Regions from separate parts of the Homo sapiens genome. Here region 1 is linked to region 2. Evidence: read pairs that join two places in POLR2A ChIA-PET (ENCODE). Cell type or tissue: GM12878. All regions are shown on one strand. Each heading gives the region's core, and the rest is flanking DNA. Links, peaks and the distances in the headings are about the cores only.

Region 1 (15,265 bases), core at 3,390-7,389, 290 kb before region 2:
AGACCTCCTGGGCTCAGGCAGTCTTCCTGCCTCAGCCTCCTAAATAGCTGGGACCACGGGCGCACACCACCATGCCTGGCTAATTGTTTTTATTAGTAGTAGAGACAGGGCCTTGTTATGTTGCCCAGGCTGGAAAAATTACTTTAAAAAAATCCCTCAGCCAGGCGCAGTGGCTCACGCATGTAATCCCAGCACCTTGGGAGGCCAAGGCGGGCATATCACTTGAGGTTTGGAGTTGGAGACCAGCCTGGCCAACATGGTGAAACCCCGTCTCTTCTAAAAATATAGAAAAATTAGCCAGGCATGGTGGCGGCCGCCTGTAATCCTGGCTACTGAGGAGACTGAGACAGGAGAATCACTTGAACCTGAGAGGTGGAGGTTGCAGTGAGCCAAGATCATGCCATTGCACCCCAGCCTGGACAACAGAGTGAGGCTCCGTCTCAACAACAACAAAAAAAAGCAAATCCCTCACTGTTACAGTTTATATAATAATGCATATTTTCCTACACATTTTAATATATATGTGTACTTTTTACCAAAATGAAGACTTGTTGTAGTGTTTTGTAGTTTTTTTTGTTTTAAGTCAGTTTAGTCATCTAAACTAATATTCAAGGCCATATTCAGATTCTTCCCCAGTTCACCCAAAAATGTCCCCTGGCAACTGATTTACCCAAATCATTATCTACATCATATTATGTTTTTCCAGTTATTAAAATTATGAAAAAATAATGTGCTTATTATAGAAAATTTGGGAAAATGTGGAAAAAAAGTAGAAAGAAAATGGGTGTGCCCATGATGGCAGGAACCCTTCTGTTTTAATGCCTGGCACAAAGTAACACTCAATAAATACATGTTAAGAGGGATAATAGAAGAAAAATATCACTGGTCATCATACTACAAAAAGAAAACTGTTAATATTTTGGTTTTCTTCCTGTTTTATTTTTACTGTGGATATGTGAGCATGTCATACATATACATATGAATCATATTGCGTTGATCTTTCTTTTACTTATTAAATTGTGAGCATTTCTCCATGTTACTAAATTTTCCTTAAAACATGCTTTTTGGCTGGGTGTGGTGGCTCACACCTGTAATCCCAGCACTTTGGGAGGCCGAGGCGGGAGTATCACTTGAGGTCAGGAGTTTGAGACCAGCCTGGCCAACATGGTAAAACCCCGTCTCTACTAAAAATACAAAAATTAGCCAGGCGTGGTGTCAGGCACTTGTAATCCCAGCTACTCGGGAGGCTGAGGCAAGAGAATTGCTTGAACCCGGGAGGTGGAGATTGCAGTGAGCCTAGATCACACCACTGCACTCCAGTCTGGGTGACAGAGTGAGACTTCATCTCAAAAAAAAAAAAAAAAAAAACACCACAAAATGAAAAAAACCATGCTTTTTAATGACTGTGTAGAATGCCATTTTCAAGTTATCTCTGCTATTTCCCACTAATGTGGGTTTTCCAGATTTTACCATCATAGAAGAGCATCTTGGTGAAAAAGTTTGTACATAATTCTTTGACCTTATTGTTGATTATTTTCATAGGATCAAATCTTAGAAGTAGAGTTATTAAGTCAGAGGGAAAGCCTGTTACTTTCTAAGAGGTTATAATAAAATCACTCCTACCAGCAGTGGTTGGGTCCCCATCTCCCTTATTTCCTCAGATGATCAGTAATATGCAGTTTTTAAATTACTGGAATTTTTATTTTGAATTTAGGCTTTTCAGCAGTGTGGAATGTTTGCATAATTTAAAATTTTTGAATGATTTAAACCTGAGATATGCCTTTATTTGATATAAGATTAATCTTGCTTAATGCCATGCTCTTTTTAAGTTAACCTATTCTGTTAGCAAGCTATTTAAGTATAAAAAAATACAGTACTATCTTCTAGAACTATCTTGTCTAATACAGTAGCCACTAGCCAAATGTGTCACTTGAAATGAAACTAGCCCAAATTAAGATGTGATTTCAGTGTAAAATACACAGCAGATTTTAAAAACTAATGTGAAATATATCAGTAATATTTTACATTGGTCACATGTTAAAATAATATTGTGGATACTTTGGGTTAGATAAAATTTCATCTGTTTCTTTTTAAATGTGGCTACTAGAAGATTTTTAATTGCATATATGGCTTAATTGTTGTCAGTTGGACAGCCCAGCTCTAGAAATGACACTTTTTATTTAGAGAAAAAATATAAGATTAACTTAACTCTTATAGAAAGGAATACATAGATTTTTTAAAATTACATATTACATTTAAACCTCTCAATATATTTTTCGTAGTATACATGGGTTGCACGGTAATTTTTCAAGTTACAAGTGTTTGATCACAAACTATAACTTACTATGGTTCTTATGCTCTGAAAGAAATATGTGTAGGAGGACTTGAGGGAGGGTGTTAGGAAACTTACCTGAGGAATTGATCTTTCACCTAAAAATTGAAGGATGTGTGGGAATGTCTTAGGCACTGGGACTGTAAGTGCAAAGACCCTGTGGCACAAGGGAATGTTAATTATCTACCTTTCAGAAACTGGAAGAAGGCCTAGCCTAGAGCATTGAAAACAATAAGGGAAAGGAGGAGTAAGGCTGGAGAGAGAGGAATGGTTTAAAGTCTTTGTTAAAAATTTTTTTAAAAAAATCTTTATCACAAGAAGAGGATTGGCATGATCAAATTTGACTTTTAAAAAGATTACTTGGGTTGGGCATGATCAAATACTACTTAGGGAGATTAGTTTAGATGATAATGGCATTCTGGACCAGAGTGGAGTCAGAGGTGAAAAGAGGTAGATATTCCAGAATTGAGGGATTTGTGAGGTGAAATCATTTGTTACAGATATTAAAGGATAAGGAGCTTTGTCAAAGGGGATCTTAAGTTTCTGGTATGGTAACTGGGTTAGAGAGCCCTGGAACATGACCAGCTTTAAGGGAAGAGAGCTTGAGCTCTGTTCTTGTTAAGCTCAGTTTGAGATCTTTGTGGAATCAAGTGGAGAGGTCTAAGCAGGGAACTGGCTTGGCTAGGCTGTAAAGATGAATCTGAGAGTCCAAGAATATGGTAATTATTAATAAAAGCCTTAGGTAGATGAAATTGTTTTGGGAAAATTGAGTAAGGATGAAACCTAGATAAACTTGTATTACTAATTTGAGTGTGTTTAATACCTATGGGAAAATTTATTTTGTAGCCCACTTTGTGTAAAAATGAAGGCAAGGAGTAAGATCAAATAAGTTTAAATACATACCGTTTGACATATGTGTAATTAAGTAGATAATCTTACGTAATGCTTATTTGATTCTTTGGAAACATTTACCTTTTTCCTGCAGAAAATAAACTGGGCTTCCTAACTATCAAACAAGCTGAAGACAATTATGAATAGGTATTGATGTTTCTGCTGTATTAATAGATCTAGGCCAGGTGTGGTGGCTCATGCCTGTAATCCCAGCACTTTGAGAGGCCAAGGTGGGTGGATTGCTTGAGCTCCAGAGTTTGAGACCAGCCTGGGCAACATGACAAAACCCCATCTCTATAAAAAATATAAAAAATTAGCCAGATATGGTGGCAGGCACCTGTAGTCCCAGCTACTCAGGAAGCTGAAATGAAAGGATCACTTGAGCTCAGGAGGTCGAGGCTGCAGTGAGCTGAGATCACACCACTGCACTCCAGCCTGTTCAACAGAGTGAGTGAGACCCTGCCTCCAAAAAACAAACAAACAAACAAAAATCTAAGGAAAACTTACATAATTATCTTCATAAATATTGAAAAGGCATTTAAAACCCCATTTGTGATTTTTTAACAAAGCAACTTAAAATAAGAATTACTGAATAATTCTGTAAGACAATAAAAACATACACCTCAACTCAGAAATCAATATCTTAATTAAGAGTGAATATTAGATTCCTGCCTATCACCATTGTTATGAGACTTGGAAAGGAAAAGGTAAGTCTACCCCGATTTGCTAGTGATGTGATGGTATACTATATAACCACCAAGAGCTTTTGTTTATGTAAATAATGCTTGCCAGTTAGGGTGGAAGTGAAGACTACCATTTACATGAGCAGAAAAAGGTAAAATACCTAACAATAAACTTAATAAATATGAAAATTCTATATTGCTAACAGATTCAATTTTTATGTTATATAAAATTAACAATTCTGTATTTAGGTAATAAAAGTGATCCTTCCTAAGTGATTAATGAATTATTTACCACTTGTTATTCTTTAAATCATTCTAAGTGACATGTGATACTTTTCAAAGCAAAACTCCTAGGAGTAGGATTTTTAATATTTTCTTACATTTTAGTGAGGCCACAGTTTTTTAAATGGTTGAAATGAATAGTGTTTCTGCCTTAGCCACCCTCCCAAGTGAGGTTTTTGGTGTTTTCTTCTTGGTGATTGCTTAAGTTTTGTAGTATTTTCAGTTTTGCTGTGGTTTATCATCTCTCATCTTGTTTATTATGTGGATGCAAAAATGTTGACCTGGAGTATTTGCAGCTAAAATACTTCTGCTACAGTGACACTCAAAATCTGAAGCATTGATTTATTTTCTTAAGGCTTTTGTTTTTAGTGGCTATTTATAAAAAGCAATGAACTTATTAAGAGATAATTTAACTCTTTTTACACTGAACTCTTTTTATACTTTTTACTATTTTTTGATAATATCTTCATTCAAAAAAAAATTACTAAGAGTTTCAGATATCAAAAATTCATATTTTCTCTCGCCTGAAGCCCAAACAGAATATTTGAGTATTCATCACTTCTTACTTATAGTTAAGTTACCAAGTTACCACTTCCTCTTCTTTTCCATATTTCAGATTCTGTGCCAGCGGATGATAGTTTTCTGTCTCATTAGGTTTCATAAGTTTACACAAAGCACAGGGCAAGTGTTACACGTAACTAAAAAGTTCAGATTTTAATCAGATTAGCAGTGACCCTGGTTTCTGGAAGTAGGGAAGTTTTTTGTTGTTGGTGTTGCTGTTCACATAAGCATTTCTTTATGTTCATCTGCAAGTGAAACTGTGTTTAATTCTTTAAGCTTGTTTTTTTTTTTTTTCTGAGAATTCCATAACATTTAAATTATATACTAATTATAAGTGAAGCTTCAAAAAGGAATAAACAAATGATTTCATAAACTTTCTGGTTAAGTAGAAAGTAGTAATATTTCCAAAATGGAATTTCCCAAATCTAGAGCTGTCTCAAATACTTATGTGTTGTTTCAAAAATTGTCACAGTGCTTTAACTTTGATCCTTTTAAGTAAATTTTTCAAGTTTCATTTTTAAGAAGAGTATTGACGATTTAATATTGTAAACTCCTTGTTTTTGAAATCTTAAGAATGTTAAGTTTCTTAGTGCTAGTCTCAGATAAATGTGTACAACACAACTTTAAAATATTTATACAACCAAATCATAAGAGAAAACATTTTTGTAGGAAAAAGTACTATTGCAGTGATTTACCTATATCAATGAGTTTAGCAGTTCAGTTTAGAAACATTTATGTCATCCCTGGAGTTATAAAGTCCATTGGCATTCCTGTACTCTGGGAACTTAACACAAAGGTTTTCAACCTTAACTAACCCATTTAGTATCATCTTCGAAACTTTTAAAAAAGATGTTTGGGTCTACCCATTCTATTAGAGAAAAAAGTTAATAGAAAGCTAAGGTTGAGAACCTATTAGGGGAAAAAAACATGGAAACAAATGTGATTTGCTTTGTTAAATGTAATAGGAAATAGATATAAAGGAGGATTAATTCAGACAAGAAACCTGATACAACGAAAAGAACACTGGCTTTGAGTCCCACTTTCCTTACTTATTCTTTGTGGGACCGTGAACAGATTATGTGACTTGTTTCTTCCTCTGTAAAATGGGTTTTTGTGATTAAACTGAATGTATGAATAAACTGGTGTATGAATAAGTACCTTGCACAGTACCTATCACATAGTAACTTAGTAAATATAGGTGATCTCAGTTCTCCAGCCTTGATAGAAAACTTCATGCCTGAATAGAATTTTGAAGGCTTAGTCAGTGGGTTCTTTGGACATATAAGAACAATACATTAGAAGAAATGACGTGTGACAACTTAGAGGTAACCATGCCAGTGGAGAATCCAGAGGTAATTTTGTCTGGCTGGAACAAAGAGGGAGTATCTTAGCCATGTTGGCTAAGATAAGGAGTTTTAAGTAGACTGCAGTAATCCTGGCCAAAAATAATGAGGCCCTGACAAGGTATAGGTTGTGGGATGTTAAAACAAATACAGTAAGAGATATTAAGGAGGGAGAAACTTGATTGATTTAATTTGTGGTAGAGGGGGAGCGGTTGGGGTAACACTCAGATTTCTAGACTTAGAATTTAGAATATAGTGTAGGAACAAGTGGTTTCTGTTCACCTTTTGAGTAGAGGTTGAATTCAGTCGTGGAATTGGAGAATAGGAGATACATCTGAGACATCCAGGTAGAGAGATTTTAAAAAGGCATTTGGGTAGGCAGATCAGGAGGTCAGACATATAGGTAAGGTTTGAGCATTATGAACAGATAAAAACAAAAGGGGGATGAGATTTCTCAGTGATAAGAATATAGGGAAGCGGCTGAGCATGGTGGCTCACGCCTGTAATCCCAGCCCTTCGGGAGGCCAAAGTGGGTAGATCACCTGAGGTCAAGAAGTTTGAGACCAGCCTGGCCAACATGGTGAAACCGCATCTCTAATAAAAATAAAAAATTAGATGGGCATGGTAGCACAGGCCTGTAATCCCAGCTATTGCTCAGGAGGTTGAGGTGGGAGAATCGCCTGAACCTGGGAGGTGGAGGTTGTAGTGATCGCGCCACTGCACTCCAGCCTGGGCGACAGAGCAGAGCGAGACTCCATCTTAAAAAAAAAAAAAAAAAAAAAAAGAATATAGAGAAGCCAGGGCAATCAGATTCATTGAAGGATAAGGGATAGAATATAAGTAGGAGAATCAAAAGAGAATTGCCAGCAGGGCGTGGTGACTCAAACCTGTAATCCCAGCACTTTGGGAGCCCAAGGTAAGTCAATTGCTTGAGCTCAGGAGGTTGAGACCAGCCTGGGCAACATGGCGAAACACTGTCTCTACAAAAAATTTAAAAATTAGCTGGGCATGGTGGTGTACACCTGTAGTCCCAGTTATTTGGGTGGCTGAAGTGGGAGGATTGCTTGAACCCAGGAGGCAGAGGCAGCAGTGAGCCATGATTGCACCACTGTACTGCAGCCTGGGAAAAGAAGGAGACTCTGTCTCAAAAAAAAAAAAAAAAAAAAAAAAGAAGAAGAAGAAGAATGCTTTTCAGAAATGCTTTTTCACTTAAAAATGTATTTTAGACACTTTGCCCTATTAGTAATATAGCTTTCTCTTTTTTAATGGCTGCACTTTTTATTTACACACTTCCTTATTAATAGACTGTTTTCAGCTGCTTTTTAAAAAATTGAACAAACAATACTGGAATCAATACTTTGTGGAAATATCTTTGTATATTTGCATGAATGCCTCTGTAGAATACATCCTTGCAGATGAAATTGCTTAGTCAAAAGAATGGAAACAACAGACACCAGAGCCTACTTGAAGGTGGAAGGAGGGAAGAGGGTGAGGATGGAAAAACCACCTGTCGGGTACTATGCTTATTACCTGGGTGATGAAATAATTTGGACACCAAACCCCCGTGACACTCAATTTACCTATGTAACAAACCTGCACATGTACCCCTGAACCTAAAATAAAAGTTTAAAAAATTAAAAATTTTAAAAAGAATTCATTAAAATGTTTCGTATGCTACTAAACTGCAATAGGGTGTGTGAGCCAATATATACTCCTACCAATAGTATCTTTTAGAGAACTTTTACATTGTAGATACTGGACCAGAAAAGTTAATGTTTGCAAACTTAAACAATTGCTAAATGCTTTCTGAAAGTGAAAATTGTTAAAATTTGCCAAAGTGTTCCAGTTTTATGTTATGTTTGTATGTTTTTTAAAATGTTATCCTTAAAGTAGCATGCTTCCTAGATTGAAGGTAGTATGAATTTGAAAAATAAATAGTAATTTTCGTTTATTACTTTTATACACAATTCTGTAAAGAGAAAAAGAACACTTTCATTTTATCAAATACTTGGTTCGTTGAAATAATGTAATTTAAGAATGCATTTTGTCTTTGTAAGCACCAGATCAGGGAGGAAGTCTTTGTTTTAAAAGAAGCCCTGTTCCCTCCTCTTGTATGCTAGAAGCAGTAATTGGATTTGGAGGAATTGGATGAGATGGAAAGAATACTTTTTTATACTTTATATTAAAACCTATTTCTGGTTTGTAAAATCAATTTAAGAGGGTCATGACCAGCTTTTAAGAAAAAATGAAATAGAACTAAAAATCAGAGTACATAGAGAGTAAGGGTAAATACTGTTTGGCGAAACTTTTTTTTTTAAAATGTATGTTGGGTCATCATGTAAAATGTATTTCTTCTGTGAGTCATAGGGGAAAAATGTGTGAAAAATTCTGCTTTATATGACGGGCCAATTCTCAAGTTGTTTCTAACCAGATGTATTGGGTACCCTGCAAATAAATGTTATATATTTTTTTCTTTTATCCTTTAGCCTTTCTACCTCTCAGGAAAAAGTAAAACTTTAAACCAAGCAAAACCATCATTAAAAAAGGTCAACCAGCTAGGAATTTGTTCTCCATGGAATTCCTTCCATAGTTTTTGTGCAGTTATTAGTATCGGTAGACCCATTTGTGGCATTACCTGTGTACACTCCACACGCATACACTCTTGAGCACTATTTTGGAATGTGTTTATATTTGATTTTTCAGATATATGAAGTTTGTTTTATAATAATTCCCTGAAAAATATCATGTGTGCTATTATCTGTGGATCATTTATGACTGTCTTTAAGTTTGGTTAATTGTTTTGTTTCCTTCTGTCACTTCATTGCCTCCAGGTCATCTTTTTCTCTTAATTGATGGGTGGTAAGAAAACAAATTAAAGTAAAATTAATAGCACCTGGCAAAGACTTAATTTGTGAGGTAAATCTGCTGTTACTTAGGTCATATTTTAAGGCCAAATTTGTGAGTTGTAGATTATGTAGGACATCGTTGCTTACTTTCTTAGTGGCTCAGATAATTGAACTCTAACTGCACTTGGTTGCAGTTTTATAACCTTTAGTAAATGCTTCTTTCTGTAAGAGGTGAGTTGCTCTCATGGTGGGTGTTTGTGATGTAGAAAGCAGCACTGTCAGAGGAATGGCAGCTGCCACAGTTACGTTTTTAGGTTACAGACTAGAGTGGTATTTTTTCATTTTGAAAGTCCACACAGTAGTTTGTTACTTTGTTTTTCTGGGGATTTTTTTTCTCAGTATACACTAGTCACTTGAGGTTTAACTTAGTCTTGACCAAAATGCTAATTTAAAACTTTACAGCAAGAAACTTACTTTAAAGCATGTCTGCTGTTCATGTCAGCTGATTGCAAAATCTTCTGTGGGAAAATTTTCATGAAGTATTAAAGTCCTGGGGAGCAGAGAACAAGAAAAAGAAATTAGTTGGACTATCCAGAGTGTAGCATTATGCTCTGGCGACACTCACTGACACCTCTGCTTATGCTGAGGAATTGTCTCAAATCAAAGCAAATATTCATGATAGCAGGTCTAAAAACTCACTACAAATTTTTGTCATTTAGCTAGGGTTTTTTGCAGCTTGCATATAATGTACTGCCCCTCTTAACATACTTTCTCTTTAGACATGTTGCAGCACAAATGATTGGGTTGTTTGTCCCACATTCATCACATTTCAGGCCACATTTCAAATCCCACTTATTTACCTTGATTACATTTGGATATTTCATAACTTATTTGGTGAAGCACTAAGAGACCAGAGGTGTGGTTATAGAAATCTAATTGGAGTGTGCGTGAGTTGGAGCACAATTCAAGAGTGGTTAGTAGAATAAATGCCCCAGCAAGAATGATGATAATATATTTAGTTCCTGCTGTGAGCCAGGCTCTGAGGATGCAATGGTAAACAACAGAGGTCTATGCCTACACAACATTTACAGTCATTTGAGCTCAAATAAAGTAACTCTTGAAAGAGCAGTTTCGGTAGAGCGGTAGCATGGAAGCCAGATTGTGTTGAGTTGAGGAGTGAGTGGGAAGTTAGGAAGTCGAGAGAGTGAATAGGCACATCTCTTTCAAGAAGCTTGGTGGTGAGGAGGAGAAGAGCTAGGGCGCACAGAAGAGAGGATTCTGTTTTGTTTTGTTTTGTTCTGATTTGTTTTGAGTATGGAAGAGGCTGAACGTTTATAGGAAAGGATCAATAGTGATGGAAAATTTTTAAAAGCCCCTGAGCAAGCAGTTGAGAAGAAAAACAGAAGGTCCAGGGATTATCTGTAGACAAGATTGTGGATGTAAGCAAGATTTTAGTGAAGGGACATGAAATCAAAGCAGTTTCTGCCTTTCAGATTCTATTTTCATTGCAGAGTTTCAGGGATATGAGAGTAGAGAATTAGAGTGACTAATTTATTCTGCATCTATATAATAGAAGCTGAGAGTTCTAGGGCAAAAAAAATGTTTTCCAAGGGCTAATCCATCCATCCTCGTGGATGCTTCCATTTTGTTGCCCTTGTTATCAATAGTTATCCAATGTTATGTATTCAATTTTATGTTGAAGTACCTTTTGGGAAAAATAGCTAGTAAACTCTCAAATATGGTCAGCTGATATGATGAGTTAAAGGTACAACAATCTCTAATATTTTTATCTTGTTTAATTATTACATGAAACTATCCAAATGCAAATAAAATATGTTATTATGAATTTGTGTAGAAGGTTAAAATGTTCGGTAGAAGAAAAAATTTTTCATGGGAATTTTTGAAAACCAACTTCTCTCAAATAACTCATTGCTGTTTAACAAGGTAAGTAGCACTTGAAAAGTGAACGTGTGTTGCAGCTCATGTAACTGACATTATATATATATTTTTACTTTTATGTGTCAATTGTATTGACATCAAAACTAGAAAGACAAAATTTTTTGTTGTCACTATTGACAGTGTGGCTTTTTTAGGGTGATCAACTTCAGTATAAAGGTATTTTGCTGCTCATTTTCATTGTTTGCTCATATTTTGTACTATATACACTAATACTGAAACAAGATATTTGCTGCTTGGCATTTTTGTTGGTTATACTGTACTTTCTTGTCTTGTAAAAATCTTTCCCCTTCCAAGTTACTTGGAGGTTTCAGAAACCTTTTTCTGAACCACTCAGAAGCCTTTTTGTAAGAATTTTTATAATTGTAATATTTGCCGTCAATCACGTCTAATATTTTAAGACACTTATAAAATGTTTGATTAACTTGTGATTAATTCACCACTTACTAGTTATGCTACCTTGTAGGATTACTTAACCTCTTTGAGCTTTTATTTCTTCATCTTTAAAATGAAGCATTTCCACCTCATATGATAGTATGAGGAGATAATTGAGATAACTCACGAGTTCTCTTCACATAATATTGGCCCATAGTAAGCACTCAATAAGTATTAATAATGACATTGGTGTAAACATGGAGTGAAAACACGTGGAAGATACTATTTATTTAACAAATGTCATCTTAAATAACATATTATGCAGTTGGTGACTCAGTGACATACAGTTGGTGTCTGATATCTTGGGTTTTTGTTTTTAGGCTGGCAAGTTAATTAGAGGCTCTGCCTGTATTAATTTCTGTTGTGCTAATATGCTAAGAACAAAAGAAAAAACACCCAAAAAGAAAAAACAATTATTTCTGTAGATTTTAAAATTTAGAGCTGTGAAAACAACTGTGATATCATAGCACTCTAAATATATTGAAAACCAAAAAGTTAACTAAAACCCAAATCTTCATGTGGTTCAGAAGAAGGGCTCTTTTCTACTTCTTTATGACTCAAGCAGAAATGTAGGCTGGGCAAATTCATTGACAGTACATTTTGATATGACCTTAAAATTTCCATAAGGATATTATAAAGATTTGGAAGAATTTGAACTACTGTACACCAGGCAACACTTGTAATGTAAATTGATGTTGTTAATGCTTACGTGACATTTTCATTCATTTTTCTAAAGAAAATACGGTTTTTCTTTTTTGTTTTTTCCTTCACTCACCCAAGTGACTAATTATAAACCTCAGACATATTGTGGTAAAAAGATGGTGATTATTTTTTGTCATCCATTAAATATACTTTGCTAATGTCATTGATACTATTGAAGTCATTAGCATATTTCAGATACAGTTGTTTTTCTTCTCCCTTTTATCACCATCCTTCTTTCTACAATATCTTTTCCTTCACCCTCCATCCTGGTCCCTATAAAAATAAGTTTAGAGTGAAGCTGGGTTGTATAATCTAGGTCAGTTTATCTGTCCTTGAAAGATGATGTACACATTGATACAGCTGGGCTGGTACCCTGTAAAGGATGGGAGTTTCTCCCAGTTGAGCAGTGTGTGCTGTATGTTTTTAACTTGTCTGGAAAGAACTCTCGATGTTTGATTCTGGAAAGATTGCTAGAGGGCCTCTTACTTAGAGACACTCCACCCCCCTCAAATGTGAGCCCATGGACCTTTAGGGTGCATGATACTGTGTGTGGATGTTGGGGGTAGGAGGGTACCAGGGATTAACTATTCCTTAGAGGAATACGTAGGGAATACCCTATATATTTCCCACATGTGATGAATCTTTTCCATCCCAACCAAGCACCTTCTAAATTCTTGTGGTTGTTCATCTAACCAAATAGGAGCTACAGGCAGTTTACTTCAAGATACCAGTGAGAACTTCCGGGTTGCATTTTTCTATTTCACTTCAAAACTTCCATCTTTTAACAGACTGGTCACTGGACCCTTGAGCTTGTTTAGAGGTTATGATCTCAGTCCTTCAACCTTGGGCTTCAGATTTAGTTTGTTATCAGCATCCCCCCGCCCCCATGCCCCCAAGCCTATGAAATTATATAGTTATATAAGTCAAGTTTTATATTTTCTAGGGATTGGTTAGAAAAACTGGCAATAAAGTCAACTTCATGTATCTTTAGTGTGGTTATGCATATTTTTCTTAAGTGACTTATTCTTTCAGTGACCTTTTAAAATATAGAGTCATATGAATGTTTGTGCCAACTAAGCAAACATTGACTTAGGTTTTGTTACAGATAGGTTATTATTTTAGCCACAGAGTTGGTGAAAGTTAAAATATAATGGTAGTTGATCATTTACTTAGTGCACAGAATGTGCCAGGTACTGAAGGTCTGGTATAGTTTTAGTACATATTATCAAACAGTTTTCCGAATATCTGTACCAGTTTATACTTCCACCAGTAAAGTGTGGGAATCACAGTTTCTCCACATCCTTACCAAAAGTGGCTGTGGAGAGAATAATTTTAATTTTAGTCATTCTGGTAGATGTATAGTGGTATTTTATTGTTGTTTTAATGTACATTTTTCCCTGATGACTTTTTATATGCTGTTGGCTATTTGGATATCCTGTCTTGTGAAATACCTGTTCAAATATTTTGGCCATTTTTCTGTTGGATTGTTCCACATTGACTTGTAGGAATTCTTTCCATATTCTGGATATGAGTTCTTTGACAGTTACATGTTTTGCACATATCTTCTCCCAGGCAATGGCTTTCTTGGTTTTTCACTCTATGGTATTCTTTTGATGAAGAGAAGTTTTAAATTTTAATGCAGTCCAATATATCAATCTTTTCTGTAATCAGTGTTTCTGTTTCTTGTTTAAAACATTTATGCCTTTCCTAAGGTCATACAAATAATCTCTTCTGTTATCTTCTGGAAGGCTGATTGCTTCACCTTTCACATGTAGGCCCATGAACTATCTGGAGCTTATTTCTGTATAAGATGTTAGAATCAGATATTTTTTTTCCTGCCTGTGTGGTTATCCAGTTAATCCAGCATCATTTGTTGAAGAGTCTATCCTTTCCCCACCACACTGCAGTGGCATCTTTATCACAAGACCATGTGACTTTAAAGCAAGTCTTGATATCAGGTAGTTTAAGTCCTCCAACTTTGTTTTTCTTGAGAAACTATTTTTAAATGGCCAAATAGTCTCAGACAGTTGTTGGCCCCATTCCTTCCTTCTGCCTTCTCAAGCCCATCTTGCCTTTTGACCCCAGAGCTTACAACTTACAGACTCATCATCTCTTCTTTTCCATGACCATTTCAGACTAGAGGTTAGAATTCCATAAGCAAGTGCAGCTTCTCTTTTGGTGGAAGATTAATACAGAATCACCTTCACCTGTTGTATGCCCTGCCATCCTGGCTACTAATCTGGCTTGGGGCTTAGGTTCCATTGCTGACTGCTATTGGGCTTCTAAACTGTTTCCCTGACCCCTTTATATTGGACCTTCTATGCCAGAATTCCCAAACCCAAAACCCTCTGATTTTCCTGGTTCGTAGCCCTGAAAGTCGGCTTCAGTTTGCACTTCTATTAATTATTTTTATTCACCTATATTGTCCCCTAATCTCCTGATAAGGATGTGATTTCTCATAGATAAATCTCCAAAGTACAGGAAGCCCACCCAAATTCTCTATCTCTATGCTCTGACTACTAGGATATCCTGTTTGCTACCCAATTATGAGACCCTCCTGTCAACTGTTTTTGTATACAGTGGCTTGCAAGACAATAGCGGCATTATTTATTTGCTCCCCTCTAACAGGTCTTAGAATAAGTAGACATAAAAATGGCAAGTTACACACATGCATGCACACACACACATGCTTGCTTGTTTGTACAGGTTATAAAGAAATTAGATGACTATTTGGGACTCCTTGTGGTGTGGATGGAGAAAGTAGTCCATTACGAAGGATGAAGAAACATTTGTTCTGTTTGTTGTGTGCCAGACACAGTACTAAAGTAGCTTATCTATCCTTTTTTTCCCCTGTTGAGCAGGAACAGCTATTTAAAGCCCATATTTTATGTGTTAAAGTGGATTATAGAAATGAAACTTTATTTGTAAATTCATTATACAAGTAATACTTCAATTAACATGAAACTTCTTTTAAGTAGAGTTGGCCTAGACACAGGAATTTTCTGGAAAGTTTTGAGTCTCCCCTACACTGATTGGTTCAAGGACACTTAGAAGCAGTGGCACTCTCTTAGGTTTCTAAAGGGTAAGTTGGGTCAGAGCCAATACCTGCTGCAGGGGATCATGCAGCAGCGCAAGTTCTCGCCATCAATTGGTGACCCCTTTTTGAGAAATATGAAAATGTTTTTACTCTAGAAGGCCAATAAAGCCTGTCTCACCTATAATGGAAAATAGAGT
Region 2 (16,444 bases), core at 5,269-9,268:
ATTCACCTTCCCACAATTAACCACCCCTGGAAGCTCAAAACGCTTTTCCTTTGTCTTGCCACTTCTCCACAAATACATTGCCCTTTGTTTGGATGGTAGATAAGGCTTGTGGTCTGACCACCTTTCTAGAGTTTTCATTTCATTTCTGAGAGGTCTTCTCTAGGCATATCAAATGAACATTTTTCTCCTGTTCACCTGTCAGCTTATTTTGCAGGGTCCCAGTCACTGAACCTAAGAGGGTAGAGGAAAAAGGTTTTCCTTCTTCCCCAACACAACTTTGATCCATACCTCAAACATTTAATTGGCACCTGGTCTGAGGCAGGCACTGCCTTAAACTTCTCATTCTAAGTACCTCTTTCATGGCCTCACTACCTTCTCTCCTTTGAGAGGCTTCCAGGCCCCACCTTAGGGCATAAAGCCTCCTGCTTCCCCAGTGCCCACACAGGCCCCAGCATCCAGTCAGTGCCCAGCAAGTATTCAGTCAATAAACTTCAGGCCAGGCATGATGGATCACGCCTGTAATCCCAGCACTTTGGGAGGCCAAGGTGGGCGGATCACTTGAGGTCAGGAGTTTGAAACCAGGCTGGCCAACCTGGCAAAACCCCGTCTCTACTAAAAATACAAAAATTAGCCGAGCATGGTGGCACGTGCTTGTAGTCTCGGCTACTCTGGAGGCTGAGGCACAAGGATTGCTTGAACTCAGGAGGTGGAGGTTACAGAGAGCTGAGATTGCACCACTGCATTCCAGCCTGGGCGACAGAGAGAAACTCTGTCTCAAAAAAACAGAAAAAGAAAAAAACTTAAATTTTAGGGAAAGATTCAAAAGTTGAGGGGAGGAAACGCTGCAAACTAGAGAGTTAAAAACTAATTATTCTTTAGACAGGGGCCTCAAAATCGCCTCAATCAATATTACCGAATAATTAAGCAAACTTTACATTCACACTCTTGGCAAACAAAAGGATTTTTCTAATAAGCTAATCATTAGAAGAGATTGCAAGAGGGAGTTTAACTTAATTAAGAGGATAGTTCACAAACCTGTTGTTTTATCCATTTCCAAATAATAGGCTTACTTACAAATTTCAAGTGTGCCTTAGGAATTTGTTAAAGAAGTCTAAGACTTGTCATTAGGCAAGATTTTAGATCAGTGAGTTTATGTTCACCCTTAAAAGAAAAAAAACAGTGAATACCTTTTAAGTACCCCAATCCTAACTTTTTGCCAATTCAAAATAACCTTAACTTTTTCCACACGTAGTACATGGAGAAGTGTCCTTGCAAAGTATCTTAAGAATGTAGCTTAGTGTCTTCTTTTGTCAGAGATAGTAGCTAGGTGTGGTGGCACGCACCTGTAGTCCCACCTACTGTGGAGGCTGAGGCGGGAGGATCACTTGAGCCTAGGTGTTCTGGGCTGCAGTGAGCTGTGACCATCAGGTGTTTGCACTAAATTTAGCATCAATACAGTGATCTCCCAGGAGCAGGGAACCACCAGGTTGCCTAAGGAGAGGTGAACCAACCCAGGTCAGAAATGGAGCAGGTCAAAGTTCCAGGGCTGATCAATAGTGGGATGGTGCCTGTGGATAACCACTGCACTTCAGCCTGGGCAACATAGTGAGACCCTCTTTTGTGTGTGTGTGTGTGACAGAGTCTCGCTCTGTCTGCCAGGCTGGAGTGCAGTAGCACAATCTCGGCTCACAGCAACCTCCGCCTCCTGGCTCAAGCAATTCTCCTGCCTCAGCTTCCTGAGTAGCTGGGATTACAGGCGTGTGCCACCACACCCAGCTAATTTTTGTATTTTTAGTAGAGACGGGGTTTCACCATGTTGGCCAGGCTGGTCTCGAACTCCTGACCTCAGGTAATCCTCCCGCCTCAGCCTCCCAAAGTGCTGGGATTACAGGCACGAGCCACCGCACCTGGCCAATGTGACCCTCTTAAAAAACAGAAATATTAATGGCACCTCTATTGCAGGATGGTCACTGAGAATTCAGTGAGATTGTGACAGGGAAAATATTTTGGGAAATTTTTAAGTTTTTTTTTTTTTTAAACACTGTATTTATGTCCTATATCTCTTGGCCTTCTCCCATTTCGTCTGTAGTCTTTTACTGCCTTGCAGCATTCATTGCCTCAGGGGGCAAATGACATGACAGAAAAGCAGCACAACAGTTTAGGAGCTGTCAGAAGAAAGCCTTTTGAACTGCAAAGTTTAAGTCTGGGCCTGGCGCAGTGGCTCAGGCCTGTAATCCCAGCACTTTGGGAGGCCGAGGCTGGCAGATCACCTGAGGTCAGGAGTCTGAAATCAACCTGGCCAACATGGCAAAACCCCATCTCTACTAAAAATACAAAATTTAACTGGGCTTGGTGGCAGGATCTGTAGTCCCAGCTACTTGGAGGCTGAGGCAAGAGGATGGCTTGAACCTGGGAGGTGGAGTTTGCAGTGAGTCGAGATTGCACCACTGCATTCCAGCCCAGGTGACAGAGCAAGACTGTCTCAGAAAAAAAAAAAAAAAAGTATAAGTCTGAAATAATTGAAGGTGTCAAGTTTGTGCCCTAAATATTGGAACTGGAAAAACAATCAGATTGCCCTGTCTCCAGGAATATGGGATTATCAGGACTATGGAAGGGAGGAAAGAAGCAAAGCGAGGCAGAAAGTTGGCAGGGTCCCTGAGAGAGGGGCCTGCAGCTTGCTCCTTGCCCAGGGACTTGATCTAGAGTCCCTGATCTGCAATGATGAGTGACAGGAAAGCAGAGAGGACTGGTGCCTCCTGTCCCCAGGGCAGAGGAATTGTTTTCAAAATGTGCTCAGACAGAAAGGCTGTAGGTCAGAACCAGGTGCTGGAAACAGTGGCTTGCTCCCTGTGAACTACGAAGTGGTTTTGAGGTAGCAAAGAGAGTGATGGGTTTTAGATATGGAGTAAAGGAGGACCATCAAGCAGAAGCCTGCAAGAATGTCAGCCCTCACACTGCAACATAACGACAGGTGCCACTGTGGGTAGATAAGCACACGTAATAGCAAGTCCTAGCTACCGCCCATCACCTGGGAACTTAGACAAAACTTGGGATAGGGCAGGGACCCAAATCAATGAAATAAGGATGCTGCCACCTAGCAGAATGGACATTCAAAATAGAAATTAAAGTCATTTATAGAAAAAGTAAATACAATTGCATCATTGCTCAATTTTACACTTCTCATCCAGACCTTGAGATTTGCCCTCACTCTAAGATAATGCATGTAGCTGCTTGATGTATAATATATGCTCAGTAAATGCTAGCTACTATTAATATTATTGTTACCTTTGATCCCAGGACAAGACCCTGAAGAAAGTTCTTGCACTCTTTAAAGAAAGTTCCATTACTTTCTTTTAGAGAATCAAGGAAGGAAAGGGGGGTCATTTTATTCCTCCCAAGGGACACTCAGGTTTGTCACATGAACAGTCATGGTGGGAAAATGGGTCATCAACAACCAGAGAGGACATCTGTGGAGCGTCTTTATGACTGATAGAGTAAGTTCCCTATGTCCCAGTTTGTTGTGGGAAGTTAGGTGGAACCATGTGACTAATTCTAGCCCATGCAATGGAACAGAAGTCAAATATGCTATTTTCCTGCACACTAAAACTTCTCTCCAACCAAAAACAAAGTACTCTGAGGGCCCAGCAGACAGGCAGAACCATGAGAGAGGAGGAGCCTGGGTTTCTGAGACGCTCCCTGGAGAAGAGCCCCTTGGAGAGAGCCAACTAGGACACTTAGGTTGGGCTGTTCCTAAGTTAGAAATAAGCTTTTCTTGGGTTAAGCCATTAAAACTTTGGGGCTGTTTGACACAGCAGTCTATCCTGATACACACTGTACAAATACTAGAGTATGTTCAGTGAGTTCCTGTCAACACGATTGTGGGTTCCCCACCCCCGTACCCCTCTCCCACCCCTGCCACCACACTTCATCCTTCACAGCAGTCTCCTCGGAAGCCAGAGAGTGAGTGGGTATGACTGTACCTTATTTGCCTCGTAAATGTTCTTCCGGATTTAGACATTAACAAGAGTGAGCATAAGTTGGTTTCATTTTTAGGAACTTGAAAATCCTAGATTTGAGAGCATTTTTAGAAATGAAAGGCACATTTGTAGTCATTTGGCCCAACCATTAAAACAAGCAGGGAGAAAACCGAACCCTTGACAGGGACTGCTGTAAGGCCACAGAGCTGGATAGTACTGACGCCAAAATCAGGACCCACTTCTTCAGAGCTGCCTTCAATGTTCCTCTAGGTACTTTCAAATGTCCAGCATAGCATCACATTGACAACTCAAACTTCAAGATTGGACCAAAGTGGACTAAAATTCTGGCTCCACCTCTTACCAGGTGGACCATTTTAGGACTAGCATTTAACTTCTTTGAGGGTCGGTTTCCTTATCCGTAAAATGGAAATAATAATAGTAAGAGTACTTTCCTCCTAGTGTTGTCATGGCAACTAAATAGCTCCATGAATTTAAAGTACATGGCACAAGGGCCAGGCGTGGTGGTTCACGCCTATAATCCCAGTGCATTGGGAGGCCAAGTTGAGAGAATCTCTTGAGGTTAGGAGTTCAAGACCAGCCTGGGCAACATAGTAAGAGCCTGTATCTACAAAAAAAAAAATTTTTTTTAATTTGGGACATGATGGCACATGCTCTGTAGCCTTAGCTACTCAGGAGGCTGAAGCAACAGGATGGCTTGACCCAGAAGGTTAAGGCTACAGTGAGCTATGATCAGACCACTACACTCTAGTCTGAGTGACAGAGTGAGACCCTGTCTCTAACAAAATCAAATTAGATTAAAAAGTTCTTAGCACACATCTGACTCTAATAAAGTCTTAGTATGTTAGTTTCTGCTATTACTTAAAATAATACCAAAGTTGTATGAAAATAATGGGGCAACCTTAACAGAACCACATCACACAGCTTCAGGATTATTTCCTCTGGGAACAGAACTATGCATTCCCTGCTCATGCTTTATTTGGGGCACTGGTTCCTTATCTTATAGGTAGGCCTGACTCCCTCCTCTATCAGATGGCAAACTTCCTGTGGCCTTTCTGTATCCTTCAGGGCATAGGAGTGTGACTTGCACTAAAGCTTGTTGGGGGCCGGAGCCTAGCATGGGGAAGATAATTGCAAGCAGGCATGGGAGTCCCTAACACCCTATTCTTGGCCAGGGTCCCCATTCCTACCTCCTTCTTCAGAGCTCCAGCTCCTGCTCTGATGAAGAGAAGGCAGCCACTCCTGGCTGTCTAGCTGAATGGTCATTATTAAATATGTTGGGGCTCAGAAATTGATATTCTAAAATATGGTGCTTTGACATGCTGGACTGAAGAAGCAGCCTCAAGTTCTCTTTTTTGTTTGTTTGGTTTTGTTTTGTTTTTTGAGACGGAGTTTCACTCTTGTTACCCAGGCTGGAGTGCAATGACGCGATCTCGGCTCACCGCAATATCCGCTTCCCAGGTTCAAGCAATTCTCCTGCCTCAGCCTCCCGAGTAGCTGGGATTAGAGGCATGTGCCACCACGCCCGGCTACTTTTGTATTTTCAGTAGAGACGGGGTTTCTGCATGTTGGTCAGGCTCTCAAACTCCTGACCTCAGGTGATCTGCCTGCCTTGGCCTCCCAAAGCGCTGGGATTACAGGCGTGAGCCACCATGCCCAGCAAGGTCTCTCTGACCTCCCCGCCACTCCCTGCCTAGTCCTGTTTCTCAATTCTCTGTCTCTTCCAAAGCACGGGATAAATTGTTCTCCAAAGATCACTTATCTGCCTAAAGTTCAGACTCACCAAAGAAGACAACAATGACCTCTGGTCCCTTTCCCAAGTTTTCATTAACTGAACTGATATTGCAGGAAGAAAGACTGATGTCTGTCAACACACCTAGACAGACTTTTGTCACAAACCTGCTCTGCAGGCTCAACAGACTTTGTCCCAGGCCATTGTATGCTCTCCAAGTCCATTTATTTTCCCCTAAAAATTATTTACTATCCTTCGAATTGCCACATTTCTCCCATCTCCCTTGTCCTGTGAAGAAGGGTGTATAAGCATCTGTACCTTGTTGGGTTATTGAGTAATTATTCTCCTTCAATTCCCCCGAGCTGTACACCTAAAAATAAAAATTTGTATACCTTTTCTCCTATTAATCTGTCTTTGGTCAGTTGATTTTCAGCAAGCCTTTAGAGGGTGAAGGGGAAGTTTTCTCTTCACCCCTTGCTATGGTTTGGATGTTTTGTCCCCTCCAAATCTCATGTTGAATGTGATCCCCAGTGTTTGGAGGTGGGCCTAGTGGGTCCACTCACTAGTCATGGAGGTGGATCCCTCACGAATGGCTCGGTGCTGTCCTCAGGATAATGAGTGAGTTCTCACTCTGAGTTCACATGAGATCTGGTTGCTTAAAAGAGGGTGGCACCTCCCTGCTCCCCACCCCTGGCCTTGCTCCTGCTCTTACCGTGTGACATGCTGGCTCCCCCTTCACCTTCCACCATGATTGGAAGCTTCCTGATTCCCTCACCAGAAGCTGAGCAGATGTTGGTGTCATGCTTCTTGTATAGCCTGCAGAACTGTGAGCCAATTAAACCTCTTTTCTTTACAAATAACCCAGTCTCAGACATTCCTTTATAGCAACATGAGAACGGATTAACACACCCCTACACTAGAGAAGACTTTGACCTTAAGGAGGTCTAGAGAAGGTAGTAGCCACAGAAATGCTTGGCCACTAACAGGCAAACCTAATTTCTAGGCTCTCGCTATCAATCCATTCAGTCCTCAAGGCAAGAACTTCTATGAAAACCAGAAGATTGGAAAGCCTTGCTAATTCTAGCTACTTGTTCTAGGGGTTACCATTCCCATTTGGGTACACCTATCTCTAGAAGCCAGGCTTGCTCTCAGAACCTTGACCACTTTACTTCATATCACACCCCCAGGGGACGGGGAGCTTTGGAGCATGAAATTCAGATTAAACTGGCTATAGCTCTGGAAAAGGGACAGATTGGAAACTACTCCTCTAAGAATCAGTTTCCCTATTCATTGATTAGCATTTGAGGATTATCCAGGAATCAGAATATTCCAAGGCTGCTTCTGCCAGGAGGTCCCATTAGCAGTAAAACTTCAAATTTCCTTGGCCTAGGCTCCTGCTTGCATAACCCTGAACTTTGACCTCCCACTTTCATTTTAGGAGGCCTCAGTGGTGCACCATGAGCTCACAGACGACTTGGCCATGGAAGCCAAGGCAAGCATTGGCATGTCCACTTCTACCAGTCTGTGAGGAAGCCGAGGTCCCAGTCCAGGGCATCAACTCAGGGATCCTGGGCTGCCAGCCTTAGAGATGACAACTGTGCAGCCATCATCCCTGGGACCCTCACTATTCAGCAAGCCATGTTGGGTACCCCTTTAGGGGGTGAAATGAACCTCTCCCCAGCCCACATGGCACAGTGACCCTTTTGTACCCAAGCAGCCTCTGCCAATGCCACTCTATGCACAGTTCAGGTTCAGATACCAGGCCAGAGCCTGTCACAGTGTAGACCCATGAATGTAGCGGGGTGCAAAACTGATATTTTTTAGCTAAAGAAACATCAAGTTAAAGGCTGCCAGCAGCTCCCAGGACTTGGTTGAAGCAGAAAGTCATCTTGGAGCATACTTTTTTTTTTTTTAGAAATGAGGTCTTGCTCTATCGCCCAGCTTGAACTCAAACTTTTGGGCTCAAGGGTTCCTCCCACCTCAGCCTCCCCAGTAGCTGGGACTACAGTCATGCTACCACCTCACCTGGCAAGATTTTTTACTACCTCACCTGGCAAGATTTTCTTTATTCTATGACAATACCTTCAGTGGCCCCTTCTAGTCATGTAAATGTGAAGGCTAAAAGGTGCTCCCTGCCGTGGGAAAAGGGTGCGGCAACATCTTTTGTAGAAGACAAAGGCCTGTCTACCATCCTTGATATGCAGAGTTGGTTTCAAGCAAAGAGGGGGCCAATTTACAAAGAGGCACAGGATCTTCTAGGGCTCGGGGATGCTGATGTGGCTGATAAGAAAGGATGACAGGAGTTCACCTCCAGGGAGGCAGTGCCTGACCATGGCCTGGGATCAGTCAGAAACGCTGAGAGATTGCCTGGTTCTGCCACTTTGAGTCTTCCGCAGCTACCCTGCAAAGAAGCCTGGCTTTGAGAATAGTGACAGGGCATGAACCCACAGAACAGAGGACCTTGTGAAAACAACCAGTTCAAAATCTGAGCTGTTGAAACTTTATTTTAAGCCTAAAGGAATATGATTATGGGGCCTGAGACATGTGATAGGTGGCTGAAACCTAGGCAGCTGTAACCTATGTTTCTCTAATCACAGATTAGCCTTCTTCCTTACCTACATTATTCTGTAAAATGTTATGAATGACTAAAGGGCACCGGGGAAGATCCTTTCCCTCTTACTGTTTGTCTTCATTATAGATAAACTTTCTTCTTACCTCTCTCACACAGAGACTTCATGGTGATCACATTATCTAAAATGGATTGTTAAATATACTAGTTTAAATTGGAAAAGAAATGAAAACAAGCCCTAAGGGAAGGAAAAAAAACTGACAAATTAAATTGTCGTAATTCATAAACCATTCTTGTATAGAAAATGTTGTAATCCTGTTAAATTTCTTTGTTTCCTTCCTATATAAGCAAGATTTGAACTTTTAACTTAGGGGCACTGACCCCATTTCTCTGGAGTCTGTGTTATCTGAATGACTATCTCAGCCTTTTACGTGAATCAATTCTTTAAACCGGCTTCTGATCCTTCAGTTATTTCAGGTTGTCAGTCTCTGTTGCATGTTAGAATAAGCAGGGGAGCACTGGAAAAATATGAATGCTGCAGCACCTGAGCAGCTCTTTGCACACCAGTGTTCACAGCAGCATTATTCACAATGCCAAAGGGTGGAAATAACCTAAATGTCCACCAAGAGATGAACAGATGAACAAAATGCGATACATACATGTAATGGAACATTATTCAGCCTTAGTGAGGAAGGAGATTGTGACGCATGCTACAACATGGAGGAATCCTGAAGACATTATGCTAAGTGAAATAAGCCTGACACAAGGACAAATACTATATGATTCCACTTATATGAGATGCCTAGAATAGTCAAATTCATACAGACTCAGGTAGAATGGTGGTTGCCAGGGGCTGGGGGATAGGGGGAATGGAAAGTTATTGTTTAATAGGTACATAGTTTAAGTTTGGGATGATGAAAATGATCTGTGGATGGATGGTGGTGATGGTTGTACAACAGTGTGAATATACTTAATGTACAACACTGTGAATATACTTAACGTGAATATACAAATAATGAATTGTAAACTTAAGAAGATGATTACAATGGTAAATTTTGTGTTACGTATATTTTAACCACACGTGCACACACACACACACACACACACACACACACACACACACACAATATCAGGGAGGTAATATAGGGCTTTTCTTGTGTTGGGTACAGCTGAGGCCTCTAATTTAAAAGGGAAGTGAGAAGAACATCCCCTTTTTAAAAGAAAGGTTCTGGACCTTCTGAGCAGGACTTGTTAAATTTACAATTTTTTTTAAAAAAAGAGTTCTACCTTTCTGAACCCATCACTCACTCACCTTCCAGCGATTCATTCTAAATGCTAACAGTGTAAATACTAGGGTGAGAGTTGTCCTGGAGTCCTGGGCATTTCCCTCCCAGTCAAGCCTAGTCAGGGGACCCAAGAGATGGACCCAGACTGCTTGATATAGGTTTCCTGCAGTTAGGAAGACTGGGAAAGTCTAAAGAAGAGGTGTCGGCTGTCCTGCTTTTGATCTAGTGGGCCCTGATATTACTTTTGAAGGGGATCAGAATGTGCCACCCCAAAATATGCCACTTTGGCATAAGGATTATTTTAAGCTGAAGGCAAATGAGAAGAAGCAGGTACAAGAAAAGCCCTCTGCCTTCCCCCTATTTGCCTAAAAGCTGGATATAATTTGTGAAGGTGTTTCCTCCTCTGCTGTCTACCAGAAAAGACAGAAGTTAATCAACAGAGACCATTTTAGATGCTCGTCAGCCCAGAGAGGGCACTGGAGGAATCTGCACAGCAAACCTTGCTCACTAGCCCTTATCTTCCATTGGATCCTCCATATATTTGCCTTCCCACAATTTGCAGCCCTAGAAATTAAAAGTTATTTTTCTTTGTCTTGTCACTTCTCTAAAAATTTATTGTTCTTTTGTTAAGATGCTATATAAACCCGGGTTCTCCCACCCCTTTGAGTTACTCATCTCTGAGCACTCCATTGTGTAAGCAGGATGCACATGCTAATAAACTTCTGTTTATTTTTCTCTTTTGAGAAAATGTCTTTTGTTAGTCAACTTTACAGGGTCTTAGAGAACCTAAGCCAGGTAAAAGAAAAACACATTTTTCCTTCTCGACACCACCACCCCAAAATGACTACCCTCATATATGAACATAGTTATATACATGTAACATATATATTTTTATATATAGCTATATTAATATGTGCATACATATATGTATTGCATGCACACATATGTGTATATGTATATATACACATATACACACACATACTGCAGAAAGCCAGAAAGGTGCCCTTAGAGAGACTGGAAGTGATCCACATCTTGATCTAGGTGGTAATTACCCAGATAGATACATATGCAAAAACTTATCAGGCTGTATACTTAAGATTTGTATATTCTGCTGCATCTAAGTTATATCTCAATTTAAAAGTACCAATGGTCAGGCTTACTTTCAGAGACTCTGGATTTAAATGGTCTGGGACGGACCTCAGGCATCATGATTTCTAAAGATCCCCAGTTAGTTTTATTAATAGCACATAGCCAGGGTTGAGAAACAGTGGGAGCCTCACAATATATCTTGTAGTGGCTGGCTAGTGACCGGTCTATGCCTGGCCTCTGAAAACAAGACTGGCTTGCTTCTGTGGACTGAATAAACTCTGGGGATTATAGGGCAATTTGTGGAGTGGGGGAAAGAACCCTATGTCCTTCCAAGACCTCTCTCCCTACTCCCCCTACACAATTCAACTGAGAAAATCTACCCTGCAGACCACACCAAAAGTTGGAGGATTCAGCCTCCAATACCTCTCCTGGCCAGGGAATCACTGTGTGGTAAGCTGGGGAGCCAAAGGTTTACCACTGCAGGAATTTGACTGCAGGAAATCAGGCCCACAGCTTCAACCTGGCATCTGGACACGTGGCCTATTCACCCAGGGGTGCAAGGAAGGTGGTACACAGCAAGGCAGGTAGGTGGTGGGAGGACACGAACATTTCCAATGACCCTGGAGAAGTATCGCTGAGATGATCTTGGCCGGGAAGCTCCGGGTAAATGCAGTGTAAAAGCTTTGTGACTATGGTCTGGGGAGCTGTTGGATTGAGTATTTATGGTGGTATTTTTCATGGAGCTGGCTAGAAAGCTTCAGAAATGAAAGATTTTTTGGCACCATAAGCCTTGTGCCAACCAGCATATCTCTAAATTAAGTAGAGAAGCAGACAAGCTCTGAGTTACTGGACACTAATTCATGCCTCGGCACGAAAATTTGAGCTGCTCAGAACGAGTTCTTGCAATTAGATATTTTAAAATAACTAATGCATACCAACAAAGAAAGAAGAAAAAACGGAGTGATATCTACTCAAGTCGCTGTTTAATGGCAGAGAGGCTGTAGAAATTGTCACAGAGCCACCCATGGTAGAGCCCCCTTTCCCTTTCCGAGAGGTCAGAGCCATGCTAAACCACTTCGAGTTTTCTGAACAACTCCCCAGAGTCTCCTAAACAGCCATTATACAGTTGACACAACACCAATACCACCCTCAAATCACCCACTCTCCGCTTCAGACCCCAAATGCAAAAGCGAGACCCTCTTTCGTCCCTCTCAGACGTCCTCTTTTTCACTTTACGGTCAACTCTGCCTTTCTAGTATCCCCCACCTCAGCACGATTCTAGCAGTTTCTCTTCTCTCATTATTATTGCTGCCTTTCTCCTTTCTTCTTTGCCTTATTTTCTTTTTCTTCTTGATTTCAGTCCTTAATTCTAGTCATTGCTGTGCCACCGCCACGGTTTTTGCATATCCTAATATTTACTTAATTTTTTTACATCCAGTGATTTTTTTCCCTCTTGGCTCTCCTTTAAAAAGCTAAGCAAAATTATTTTAAAAAGAAACTTTTTATCAATAGAAAACCAATATCTCTTGCTATAAATAGGAGGAAATTATAAAACAGTAAACTAAACACAATGAAAACAGAGCAGTGGCATTAAATTCTAACTGGATACTGTTGCTGACCACAGGCTCTGAGCCTGAGGCCTCCTCATCCTTGGTTAAGAGGGGAGAAAGGAAAAGTTAAGAGAGGTGTTGAAGACAGAGCAGCACCAAACTGAGGCTTTCTCTGTCACATAATCAGAAGTGCCAAGGGCATGGCCTCATCAATCTCTGCTTAATGCTGTGTCCTTAGATCATTTTCTATAGCTCAGGAAATAATGGTGCGAAGACTACTCCAGTGTATTCTTGTTATAGTTTGGATGTTTTCCCCCCAGACCTCATGTTGAAATGTGATCCTCTATGTTGGAGGGGAGGCCTAATGGGAGGTGTTTGGGTCATAGGGGTGGATTCCTTATGAATGGCTTGGTGTCATCCTCACAGTAATGAGTGAGTTCTTGCTCTATTAGTTCCCATGAGAGCTGGTTGTTAAAGAGGGCCTAGCATCTCCCCCTCTCTCTTATTTTCTTTCTTGCCATGAGATCTGCACATGCCAGCTCCTCTTTGCCTTTGGCCATGAGTGGTAGCAGCCTGAGGCCATCAGCAGAAGCCAAGCAAATGCCAGCACCATGCTTCTTGTACAACCTGCAGAACCGTGAGCCAAATAAACCTCTTTTCTTTATAAATGATCCAGCCTCAGGTATTCCTTTACAGCAATACAAATGGACTAAGACAATTCTCTTTACCTTACCCTTTGTTTTCTCTCCCTCATTGCTTCCCTGTTTCCCTGTTTGCCCCTCATTTCTTCCTACTTCCTTCTCCCTTTTCCCCCTTTCTTTTTAGTGCAGTAGGCAAATACTTTTGTTATCTTCAATGGACTAATTACCGTAAGGAAAAAAAGACAGAGAAGAAAATTCAAACCTGGGAAAGATGACCCAAAGAGACATATAGCTAGGCTATACTATGCCCAGGTAAGCCTGGCTTCTAAGGGCTGGCCATTTATCTGCTTCTAAGCCAGCTTCCTGCTCTCAGAGGGGATAGGACTTATTCTCTGACATTGTTTTTGGATACTGTGTCAAGGGGAACACCAGTCCATGGCATGGGGCTGGGGGACCCAGGTCACCCTGTACCAACCCTATCTGCCATCTTTACACACACTGTCTCCTCAGAAAAACTCAGCCAAGAGCAGCTCATGTGGATATGGAAACAAATCCATCTAGCAACTATTCACCGCACCACACAGAGGGATGGCTGGGCTTAGTAGACAGGTGTGACATTGTTAAAAGGTAAAATTATGACTTCCATAAATATATTTTTAAAAGAACACGTTAAGGAATTTATGTTGCTCAAATAATATGAAGAAACCAGATAGGTGTTATAATTGGTTCAAAGGAAAAAAACAACACAAATTTATATGGAGTAAAGAAATGTTGAGATGAATTGCAAATGAAGACAAAGTGGGTTTTTTTCCTGCCAAGTGAGTGGGAGTGAGAAAAAGTCAAATCTCTACCAGACAGAACAGAATTTATGTATCTACAGATTACCTACAATTTATGGATGCGCAAAATAGCCTAAAGACAATGAACAAGGGGCCCGGCACGTGGCTCACACGTATAATCCCAGCGCTTTGGGAGGCCAAGCTGGGAAGATCACTTGAGGCCAGGAGTTCAAGACCAGCCTGGGCAACATAGCAAGACCCTGTCTTTTAAGTAAAAACAAAACAAAAAAATAATAAAAGACAATGGGCTGGGTGTGGTGGCTCATGCCTGTAATCCCAGCACTTTGGGAGGCTCCTGCAGGAGGATCACTTGAGCGCAGGAGTTCAAAAACCAGCCAGGGCAACACAGGGAGACCCTATCTCTACAAAAATTTTTTTTTTGTAGAGACCCTATCTCTACAAAAAATACAAAAATTAGCTGGGCATGGTGGTGTGCACCTGTAGTCCTAGCTACTCAGGAGGCTGAGGTGGGAGCATCACTGAGCCTGAGAGGTAGAGACTGCAGTGAATGGGGCTAGAATATCATAACCCTGAGTGGTGTGCTATAAGTGATATGTAGTTTCCCACTGAAACAATAAATTTTTTCTACATAAGGTTCTTAACCCAAGGGATACACTATTCATTTGATTAATGTTTCCCCAGTACCAGCTCCTTTGGTCATAAGCCACACTGCCTCTCCACCAGACCTCTAACTGGCCTAAGGTTAGGAGAGGATGCCCATTTGACAATCGGTGTAAGGTGTTGGGGATTTGGGTTCCAGGTGTGACTCATGATTAACCAACAATAGGAACAGTGTGCCTAGGTCAAATCACCCAGCCCTCTAGGTCTCTTCATTTGAGTGAGGGACTTGGGTGCTCTCTGACGTTTCTCTAGCTTTAAAGCTCTAGAATTCAAGGGAATAAGAAACATGTTTGTAAATCTTAAACTAGCCCAAGGATTTGTACCAAGTAGGTATAAACCCACAGGTCTGACTGGGTCAGGCCCCACCAGGTCAGCCACTGTCCTGAGGTAAACAGCAAATGAGAGAATATCTTTAGGATTTTCCTCTGTTTGTTTGGTATTCTTTTTTTTTTTTTTTTTTTTTTTTTTTTTTTTTTTTTTGATGGAGTCTCACTCTGTCACCCAGGCTGGAATGCAGTGGCATGATCTCGGCTCACTGCAACCCCCGCCTCCCAGGTTCAAGCAATTCTCCCTGCCTCAGCCTCCCGAGTAACTGGGACTACAGGTGACCGCCACCATGCCCGGCTAACTTTTGTATTTTTAGTACAGGTGGGGTTTCACCATGTTGGCCAGGCTGGTCTGGAACTCCTGACCTCAGGTCATCTGCCCACCTCGGCCTCCCAAAGTGCTGAGATTTCCCGCGCCCGGCCTTGTTTTGCATTCTTACCGCCCCCTAGCCCCGTAACAGTTTAAGGTTCCAGAGCAACCCCGCTGCTGTGATGAACTGACTGAGACAACCCCTTTCCCCTTGTGCTGTTTTCCAGGAAGCACGTGGCTGCAGAAGCAATGAGCTCTTTGTGCCCTCTCTTCCTGCTCCAGGGTTCCATGTGTCTGTGACTCTAAGCCTGGTGTGTGGACCGGGAAACATTCAAACAAGGCTAAGAGAAGCCTGTCAGTCCAGCTCGGGCTACACACTGGGTGAGCCATGCACCACCCAGGAATTTCCAGGGCACGTGCCACGTAAGGGGCACACCCGACAGAGTCCAATGGGGTTCCCCACTGGGCCTCCCACTGAGTTGCTCAGCCTGGGCCGGAAAAGGGTGAGTCACCCTGGGGGTGGGGCTCTCCAGGGTAGAGGCCAAAGGAGTGACTACCATGACAATTCTCCGGAGGGCCTGAGGCGGCGGTGGACAGCCCCGGCAACAGTGGGCCCTCCCCGCAGAACTGTGGTTCCAATCCCTCTCCACCCAGCCCAGGAGTCTCCTGGCCCCAGAAGGAGGAGCAGGAGGCGCCAAAAAGAGGAAAAAGAATTCCTTTTCCAGTCATTTCAGTCCTAAATTTTCCCTGAGACTGCCAGAAAAGATGCTAATGAAAGACCAATTGTGTGGCCAGAGTGTTTTCTTCGGACATCTGCCCAGGGAACTGGAGGATACCCAGTTCAGAAGCGAGGTCACTAGCCCCATCCTATGGCAACACCTTTTGCTCGCTACTGACCCCTACTGGGGAAGTGGAGACAAGCGGCTGAGGGCTGGGAAGCAGCTGAAAGAAACTAGACCCAGACATGTCTACTGGGTTCTTAAATCCAACATCTGCTGTTGGAGGATGAGTCCTGCCTAAACCTTAGGCCACAGATGCAGAGGATCTAACCTTGGGAATTCCGTTTCCTTCAAGGGGCCCCAAAACCTTTCACACTGGACTTCTCTTTTGCTTAACTCCCCTTAATGTTTTGTCCTATGGGAAATGAGGAGCCTTTAAAGCCAGCTTGTCCAACCTACCACCCACGGGCCGCCTGTGGCCCAGGATGCTTTGAATACTGCCCAACATAAAACATTATGAGTTTTTTTTTTTCGCATTTTTTTTCTCATCAACTATCGTTCGTGTTAGTGTATTTTATGTGTGGCCCAAGATAACTTTTCTTCCAATGTGGCCCAGGGAAGCCAAAAATTGGACACCCCTGCTTGAAGGCCTTTAGGAGAATGAAATGAACATGTAGTTACATGTTAGCAGCAGAACAAAGGGAGGATTAGGAGCAAGGCTAGGGTCAGCAGGGGTACTTGATTATTTCTTGATGTCCTACTAGGTG

What was found. Peaks named below come from ENCODE experiments on the same cell type or tissue, not always from the same donor. Only the 100,000 strongest peaks of a DNase experiment are listed, where the experiment ranks them.
Region 1: POLR2A ChIA-PET joins it to region 2 with 7 read pairs; 5 of 35 experiments call an interaction of 5 or more read pairs at or near these places.

Annotation. Positions count from the first base shown.
Region 1 is chr2:64,529,714-64,544,978 of GRCh38, forward strand. All of the region lies in intron 1 of AFTPH (aftiphilin), which reads left to right. It overlaps LOC105374773 (a long non-coding RNA gene), which reads right to left. Exons shown (of 7, transcript XR_007086343.1): 7 at 9,028-9,488. Among named protein-coding and RNA genes, the nearest start is that of MIR4434, 12 kb to the left of the region's middle. In GM12878, for the core only: no CTCF peak of the experiment used is centred there; a DNase peak (open chromatin) is centred at 4,908; H3K4me3 peaks cover 1,482 bases; H3K27ac peaks cover 1,757 bases.
Region 2 is chr2:64,816,056-64,832,499 of GRCh38, forward strand. It overlaps the pseudogene RN7SL341P. Among named protein-coding and RNA genes, the nearest start is that of LINC01800, 39 kb to the right of the region's middle. RefSeq lists enhancers at 14,844-16,043, 15,358-15,974, 15,366-15,615, 15,626-15,735, 15,906-15,955. In GM12878, for the core only: no CTCF peak of the experiment used is centred there; no DNase peak of the experiment used is centred there.